Linked DNA regions of Homo sapiens: region 1 is linked to region 2. Evidence: chromatin loops called from intact Hi-C (ENCODE). Cell type or tissue: ascending aorta. All regions are shown on one strand. Links, peaks and the distances in the headings refer to the core of each region. The heading gives the core; the rest is flanking DNA.

Region 1 (3,501 bases), core at 1-2,500, 340 kb before region 2:
TGTGGCTACCCTGTGAGACCATCTCATGTGGACCTTCCCCTCCTGTCCCCGGGAGGCCTGGGGATCTGGGCTGGGACCCAGAGGTGCCCAGGTGAGGCGAATCAGGCAGTCCTTGTGGGCAGGTGGGGCTCCGGGGGAGTGGAAAGGGTATGCGGGCGCCAGCTGTGTCCCATCCTGGTGGTCTGAAAGAACAGGAAGGGGCCCAGGACAAGGGGCCCTCAGGAGAAGGGAAGAAATTCTGAGGCTCTAATTCTGACTCCTGTGTTACCAGCTGTGTGACTTTAGCAAGTCACCTAACAGCCCCAACCTCCCCTATTTGTCGAAAAGAGGAACTAGAGAATTAACAGATTTAAGAGTATGGTCACTCAGTCACCAGGAATTTATTGAGATTTACTGACCTTTTCCAATGTGTAGGGACCCTCCTGAGCACTCTAGGCGGGAATCTCATTGAAGGAGATGAAAGGGTCCCATTTCATCAGATACTCACAAGCACTGAGTATTACCATTTCAAAACCTTTTCTAATTGAGTGGATGCAAAATAGTCTCTCATCTTCAATTTCTTCACCTCTCATTCCATGTAACTCACAGCCACCCTATGAAAGAGGTATCCTTAGCCTCATTTCTTCCTATTAATTAATTAATTTAACTTTTATTTTAAAAAGAGATTTTTTTTTTTTTGAGACGGAGTCTGGCTCTGTTGTCCAAGGCTGGAGTGCAGGGGTGCGATCTCAGCTCACTGCAACCTCTGCCTCCTGGGTTCCAGTGATTCTCCTGCCTCAGCCTCCCGAGTAGCTGGGATTACAGGCGCCTGCCACCACACCCGGCTAATTTTGTATTTTTAGTAGAGAAGAGGTTTCACCATGTTGGGCAGGCTGGTCTCGAACTCCTGACCTCAGGTGATCCGCCCGCCTCGGCCTCCCAAAGTGCTGGGATTACAGGTGTGAGCCGCTGCACCTGGCCTAATTTAGCTTTTAGAGATGGGGTCTTGCTCTGTTGCCCAGGCTGGAGTGCAGTGGTGCCATCGTAGCTCACTGCAGCCTCAAACTCTTGGGCTCAAGCGATCCTTCTGCTTCAGCCTCCGGAGTACTTAGCCTCATTTCAGGGGTGAAGAAACGGTTCAGAGGATGCAGTAACCCAGAGAAGGGAGGATGCTGGGTGGAAAGAGCAGGGACTTAGAGGAATGAGCCAGCCTTGGTTTGAATCCTGCCTCTTCTCTGTGTGGTCAAGGAGCCTGCGGGTGGGAGATAGATGTGATTGAGCTGCAGGCTGGCCAGGGTGTAAAGCGGCAGAGTGGAAGGGGACACGGTGGGCACAGGCAGGGAAGTAGGGAGGCCAGAGGCCAATGCTCAAGGTCTTAGGTCTGGCCCCCTGCTTCTATACCTTGACTTTGGCTGCTGACTAGCCTTACCTAACATGGAGGCTGGCTCTTCCAGGGGAGCCAGGAGAGGTCACCCTCCTACACTGGGCTTCTGTTTCCACTCTTCAAATGTCCTCAGTGAACAGGCTTGGGCTTCCTGCTCTGATAAAATGTTGGCGCCCCAAGAGGGTCCGACAGCCCTGTAAACCTCTGGCTCCCTCCAAGTCGCTGTTAACTTTTTTTTTTTTTTTTTGGAGACGGAGTTTTGCTCTGGTTGCCCAGGCTGGAGTGTAGTGGTGTGATCTTAGCTCACCGCAACCTCTGCCTCCTGGGTTGAATCAATTCTCCTGCCTCAGCCTCTCGAGTAGCTGGGATTACAGGCATGCGTCTCCATGCCCGGCTAATTTTGTATTTTTAGTAGAGACGGGGTTTCTCCATGTTGGTCAGGCTGGTCTCGAACTCCTGACCTCAGGTCATCCTCCGGCCTTGGCTTCCCAAAGTGGTGGGATTACAGGCGTGAGACACCGCTCCTGGCCTGCTGTTAACTATTAATAACTACTGTTAGAACTAAAGTTCTGGCCGGGCACAGCAGCTCGCGCCTGTAATCCCAGCACTTTAGGAAACCGAGGTGGGCGGATCATCTGAGGTCAGGAGTTCGAGACCAGCCTGGCCAACATGGTGAAACCCTGTCTCTACTAAAAATACAAAAAATAGCCAGGCATTTTGTAATCCCATGCATGTAATCCCAGCTCCTAGGGAGGCTGAGGCAAGAGAATCGCTTGAACCCGGCAGGCGGAGGTTGTGGTGAGCTGAGATGGTGCCACTGCACTCCAGCCTGGGCGACAGGGCGAGACTCCATCTCAAAGTTCTAGAGTCACTGTTTGACTCTAAGCAAGTTACTTCTCCCTAAGGTACTTTGGGAGTGTAAACAAAAATATTCCATATGAACGTAGAGATTGCAAACTGGCCTGTGCCTGGCCTATAGAAACTCATTTTTGGGGCCAGCACTTTTTTTTTTTTTTTTTGAGACAGTGTTTTATTCTGTCGCCTACCCTTGAGTGTAGTGGTGCAATCTCGGCTCACTACAGCCTCAACCTTCTGGGCCCAAGTGATCCTCCCACCTCAGCCACCCAAGTAGCTGGGATTACAGGCATGCGCCACCATGCCTGGCTAATTTTTGTATTTTTGTAGAGATGGGGTTTCGCCAAGTTGCCCAGGCAGGTCTTGAACTCCTGAGCTCAAGTGATCTGCTTCCCAAAGTGTTGGGACTGCACGCATTAGCCACCGCACCTGGCCTAAGCACACGCTGTAAAATGAGGAAAAGCATATGGAATCCTAGATGTGAGGCTTTTGCTGATGAGCTGGAAGGGCTGGCCCTGGGGCAGTCTTCCTGCATGGTCTAATCAGCTGGAGCAGAATCACGCTGCCGCCACAGACAGGGCCTCTGCTTTCCAGGTTGCCGCAGTCCCCACCACTCCCTGTGGTTACACCAGCTCTGTCCTGCATTCATCCCTCTGGCCCTCTAGGCATTTGAGTTTGTGACTCTGATATAAACAGTCTCCTTCCACGGTCACTGCTGCACAAAAATGGGCTTTGTGAAATGTCAAAGATACCCCTTAAATCTTTTATTTTTGGCCAGGTGCGGTGGCTCATCCCTGTAATTCCATCACTTGGGGAGGCCGAGGCGGGTAGATCACTTGAGGTCAGGAGTTCGAGACCAACCCAGCCATGGCAAAACCCCGTCTCTACTAAAAATATAAAAATTAGCCGGGTGTGGTGGCGCAGGCCTGTAATCCCAGCTACCTGGGAGGCTGAGGGAGGGGAGTCGCTTGAACCCGGGAGGTGGAGGTTGCAGTGAGCTGAGATGGCGCCACTGCACTCCAGCCTGGGCGACAGAGCGAGATTCCATCTCAAAAAAAAAAAAATCTTTTATTTTGTTTTAAAACTTAAATTTAGTTTCTATTTGTATTTGTGAAAGACGATAAATTTGGCCGAGTGGGGTGGCTCTCTCCTATAATCCCAGCACTGTGGGAGGCCAAGGAGGGAGAATCCCTTGAGCTCAGGAGTTCCAGACTAACCTGGACACCATAGTGAGATGAGAGCTTGTCTCAAAAAAAAAAAATATATATATATATAATTCATAT
Region 2 (4,688 bases), core at 1,361-3,860:
AAACAGCTGAACTCCTTGGAGAAAGGGTGAGAAGGTGTCAGCTTAACTTAATACACAGTTCCTGATGACGTAACCCACAACCTTGTACCAATAACCCCAAGAAAACAATCCCCAGAACTTTTGGATGTATTCATCGACCACAACTACAGATACACAGGCAAACGACTCTCCCAAGTGCAGACTTCCCACACCCAGGGCCACACCTGCAGGCTGGGCCCTCCCATGGCTGTCCACAGGCACACAGCCACAGGACACCTATCCCCAAAGCAGTGCCGGGCCACATTCATGTTGCCAGCGCACACGTGCACATGCACACGCTCCCTCAAAAGCCTCTGACTCTGGGGGGACGGACACACACACACAACCGCTGAGTGGCCCACAGCTTCTAGAGGGACCAGGGGAGAGAACGTCAGGCCTGAGGCACACACGAGCTGGAAGAACAGGGACGAGGGGCGGGGAGAGACGCGCATGCGCCGCCCCCAGACCGATGGGGGAGCCCCTCCCCACGCCCAGCCAGACCCTAATGGAAGAGGCTCCTCCCAGTGCTTCCTCTCCTCAGCGCCCCCTGCCCCCCGACACCACAGCCCCGCCCCGGGCCGCTCAGCCCAGGACCCGCCCGCACTTCACCACTTCACGGTCTTGGCCAGACTCTCGGCCTCCGGGCAGCGCGGGTGCTGGCCGGACCCCTCCCTCCGGTGAGCCTCTCTCCCAAGCGCCATTCCATAGTCAGCCCCACGGCCCAGGGTCCCACCTCGCCCTGTCCAGCCCAGCAATCTCCCATCAAACCCCACGCTCTCAGGGGTTCCACGCCCCGTCTGTCATCAAGAGAGACTATTGGCCATCTCTGACCCTCACCCAAACTGTCCACTCCTCGTCAAGAGCCTGAGAAGCCTCAGCCACCCTCTCCCTCGTTTTCCCTTTACTCTTCGGAGGCGCTCTGAGGATTTTGTGGTGAAAAAGAAACACTCGCTTCCTGGCCACAGCCTCGCAATCCCCATTCTCCCTCGCCTGCGCTGGAATCGCCATCGTGCCCTTCTCACACTCAGCGTCCTCACGCCTAGGCCCTCATCCCTTAGTGCTTGTCCAGGCCGCACAGGCCGCACTTCCCGCCCTTGGCTCGCGGACCTTCAAAGACTGCGACCCACTGTCGACTACGCTCCCTGCCCCAAAGCCCCGCCACACGGCCTCGCCCCCTGTCTCGTAGGCCCTGCCCACACTGGCCTTTCCACACAGGCCCCACTCAGCCCCTCACCGTTTCACATGGGGCCCCGCCCCCTGTCTCACAGGCCCCGCCCACACTGGCCTTCCACACAGACCCCACTCACCCCCTCACAGCCTCACACAAGGTCTGCCCTGTCTTGTAGGCCCTGACCACACTGGCCTTCCACACAGGCCCTACTCATAGGCCCTCACGGTCTCACACGAGGTCCTGCTCCCTGTTTCATAGGCCCAGCCCACACTGGCCTTCCACACAGGCCCCACTCACAGCCCCTCACGGCCTCACACGAGGTCCCGCCCCCTGTCTCATAAGCCCCACCCACACTGGCCTTTCCACGCCAGCCCCACTCACCACCCCTCACGGCCTCATACGAGGCCCCGCCCTATGCACAAGCCCCACCCACTGTCCTTCAGGGGCCCCATGGTCCCCGCCCACTGCCTTTAATGGGCCCTGTCCACGCAGACCCCCACCCACAAGCCTTCACGAACGCCTCACAGACCCTCACCCACCAAGCCCACGGGGCTTCATGCACCCCACCCTCAGCAGCCCCTTCAGAACCTGACCACACAGGCTGCCCACAGGTCGCCGCAGGACTCACGCTGACCACGCCCAAGCCGGCCCCGCCCACTCGCCCCGCCCACCGCCAACCCCACGCGCCCTCGCCCGGACACGCGTCCCCGCAGCCCTGGAGCGCTCGCACCCACTCACAAGCCCTCGTGCCCAGCCCCCGTGCCTCAGGAGCCCACACACACTCCGACCCCCACGAAGCGCCCCAGGCCCTCACCCCCGCGCCCAGGCACCGGGCGGCCGCTCCCCGGGGCTCACCTTCGCTGCAGAACTTGCCGCCGAAGCCCGTGTGGCTGCAGTCGCAGCCCACCTCGCCGGGGGCCAGCACGGTGCAGAGGCCGCCGTTGGCGCAGGGGTTGCGCGCGGGCGCGCACAGCGGGTCGGCGGTGGCGCCGCGCAGGCCCTGGCTGCCCAGCAGCGCGGGGGGCCGCTCGCCCAGCTTCAGGTTGGCCAAGAGGCCGCGGAAGGGCGGCTCGTACTTGACGGTGCTCAGCGTAAGCGCCGAGAGGCGCACGTCGGGCGGGATGCCGCCCACGAACAGGTCGCTGGCCACCTGCATCTCGCGCCGCTTGGAGCGCACCTCGGCGGCGCGGGCCTCGCCGTCCACCGCCAGCGCCGTGCGGCGCGCGTCGCGGGTCAGCAGCACCATGTGCCAGCGGTCGTCGGCCACCGGCGTGTCCAGCTGCAGCGTGGCCGGCTCGGCGCACGAAAGCGTGAAGCGCAGCCGCAGGCGGCCGTCCACCAGCAGCAGCTCCAGGAAGTCGCAGTCGCCGCCGTCGTCCAGGTAGAGCAGCAGCGCGCGCGTGGCGTTGGTGCGCAGGCTGAAGCTGAGCTCGCCGCTGCTCGCCGCGCCCGCCCAGCGCGCGTAGCGAGCCCACTGCCCGGGGCCGCCGCCGAACTCCAGGCCGTCCGCGCGCGCCGCCAGCGCCAGCAGCAGCAGCAACAGCAGCGGCGGCGGTGTCGGCCGCCACCGGCTCCCGGACGCCATGCCTACGGCGGCCCCGGCCCCGCCCGGCCCCCGGCCCCCGCTCAGGCTTCAGAGCCGCGGGCGCATGGGGCGGGAGGGGGCCGGGCGCTCCCCGCGCTGAGCGGGGCTCCCTTGCAGGCTCACAGTGCCATGGGCCCGGCCGCGGGGCGAGGCGCGCAGAGGCCCAGATGCCGGCTTCCCTCAGGCGGCGGCGGCGGCGCCCCTCCCCCGCCGCGGGCTCCGACAGAAGAGCAGGGAGGGATGCCTGCGGGAGAACAGAGAGGAAAGGGTTAATGAGAACAGAGAGGAAAGGTCCAACGAGAGGGGCCGTCGGTGCCGGGCTCCCCACGCATATCAGCAGGCACCAGACTGTTTCCCTGCAGAACTTAGAGAGGCCCTGACCTGCAGAGGGTCCCGAGGCAAGAGACGCGGATTCCGGGGGCCAGCACTTAGGAGAGATGGCACGCACTAGGGGCAGCATTGGTTTGAGATGTGGACAGGGAGAGGTGACACGTTCGAGCCCGGCAGGAGCCCAACCTCAGCCCGCTCCCTCACCCTCTCAAAGGACCCCAGTGTCAGGAAGGACCAAGGCCAGCTCCTTGAGCGAGGCCTGGGAACTCTCCTCCGCCTGGTGACCCCAGCCCCTTCTCTGAACCGCCCAGCCTCTGCCTGGCTCCCACCTCCAGCCACTGTTCCTCTCATCAGCTCTTGATACTGGATAATGAAGTTGCTAAATAATTCATTGGGATTAATTAAATGCCAATTCGTCGATGGTATCACAGGGTAACCAGACTGGGAAGGGGGCAAGGGAGAGAAGCCAGCCAGGACCCAGATATCCAGGCCCCAAGCCCTCTCCATCCAAGCAGGGACTCAGGCATCCAATTCTGTGTCTCCAGTTCCCCCGAAACCACGCTCACCCCTTCCCAGGCCCCAGCCTCACTGCTTACCAACCCAGGTCCTTTCTGAAGCTAAATGTCTGTCATCCTCAACTTCCAGCTCTCAGTGCTCAGCCTCAGGACTGGCCCCACTACCTGGGCTCTCTTTACCCCTCAGTTCCCTCTGCCCACCCCCCACCCAAGATTGGGGGAGCCACCAGGAGGCAGGCAGGCTCATTTGCATAAAATTGCCTTTCTGAAATGATTACCCTTGTAACGGGCTGTCAGAGAGCAATTTATACCCCACGCCGGGGAGGGGAATTTGCATCTCGTTAAACTCCAAGTCGTAATTATTTATATCCAACAACCCTCCTGAATATTGCATTGATTTTATTTTGGGGAGGGAGGGAGAGAAGGAGGTGGGGAGAAGCCTGGGAGAGAAGCAGGGAGGGGCTAGAGTTTAGGAAGAGACAGGGAAAGACTGAAGGAAGAGGGGAGAGAAAGAGGAAGGAGAGGAAGCGCCTGGAAAGTAACAGAGATGGAAGAGTAATGGAGGAGAAAGGTGGCCTAGTGGGGAGAAATGAAAGAAAAGACAGAGAAAATTAAATTCCAAATCCAAACAGCATTTGTCAGAGCCCTGGGTGCTGGGCATTTTTACAAATGTCATTTTACTTAATCACTCTGAGAAGTCCCATTATTCTCATTAACCACTGGGGAAACCCAGGTAAAGGGATCTGGGGACTTGCCCAAGGTCACACGGCCAGTCAGCGGGGAACTGAGACTCAGATCCAAGTCTGCTCGACTGCAGCATCCCCAGGAAATAGACAAGCACAGGATAGCCACAGGTGTAGCTCAGTGAGGTGAGAACCAGAAGATAAGGAGAGGGCTGACTTCGGGAGGGGAAGGCTGCAGAGGTGCAGTGAGGAGCTGAAGAGCTATGTGGAAGGAAACGAGGGACCCCCTAAAAAACCATAGTGAGGGGGCGTCTGGAGAGTGACACGTGTGCAGAGGAAGATGGGGCAGAAAAGGCCTCAGAAGGTAGTCGGGAGCGTTGGGGGAG

Evidence for each region. Peaks named below come from ENCODE experiments on the same cell type or tissue, not always from the same donor. Only the 100,000 strongest peaks of a DNase experiment are listed, where the experiment ranks them.
Region 1: a loop joins it to region 2, with 2.1 times the contacts of the local background. A loop is called at or near these places in 2 of 110 quality-filtered maps.

The regions. Positions count from the first base shown.
Region 1 is chr11:64,373,472-64,376,972 of GRCh38, forward strand. No RefSeq gene overlaps it. Among named protein-coding and RNA genes, the nearest start is that of MIR1237, 6.6 kb to the left of the region's middle. RefSeq lists enhancers at 1-63, 64-617. In ascending aorta, for the core only: no CTCF peak of the experiment used is centred there; no DNase peak of the experiment used is centred there.
Region 2 is chr11:64,710,926-64,715,613 of GRCh38, forward strand. It overlaps NRXN2 (neurexin 2), which reads right to left. Exons shown (of 23, transcript NM_015080.4): 2 at 2,045-3,018. The coding sequence starts at 2,774. Among named protein-coding and RNA genes, the nearest start is that of NRXN2, 9.9 kb to the right of the region's middle. RefSeq lists an enhancer at 2,199-2,982. In ascending aorta, for the core only: no CTCF peak of the experiment used is centred there; a DNase peak (open chromatin) is centred at 2,608; H3K4me3 peaks cover 895 bases; H3K27me3 peaks cover 1,481 bases.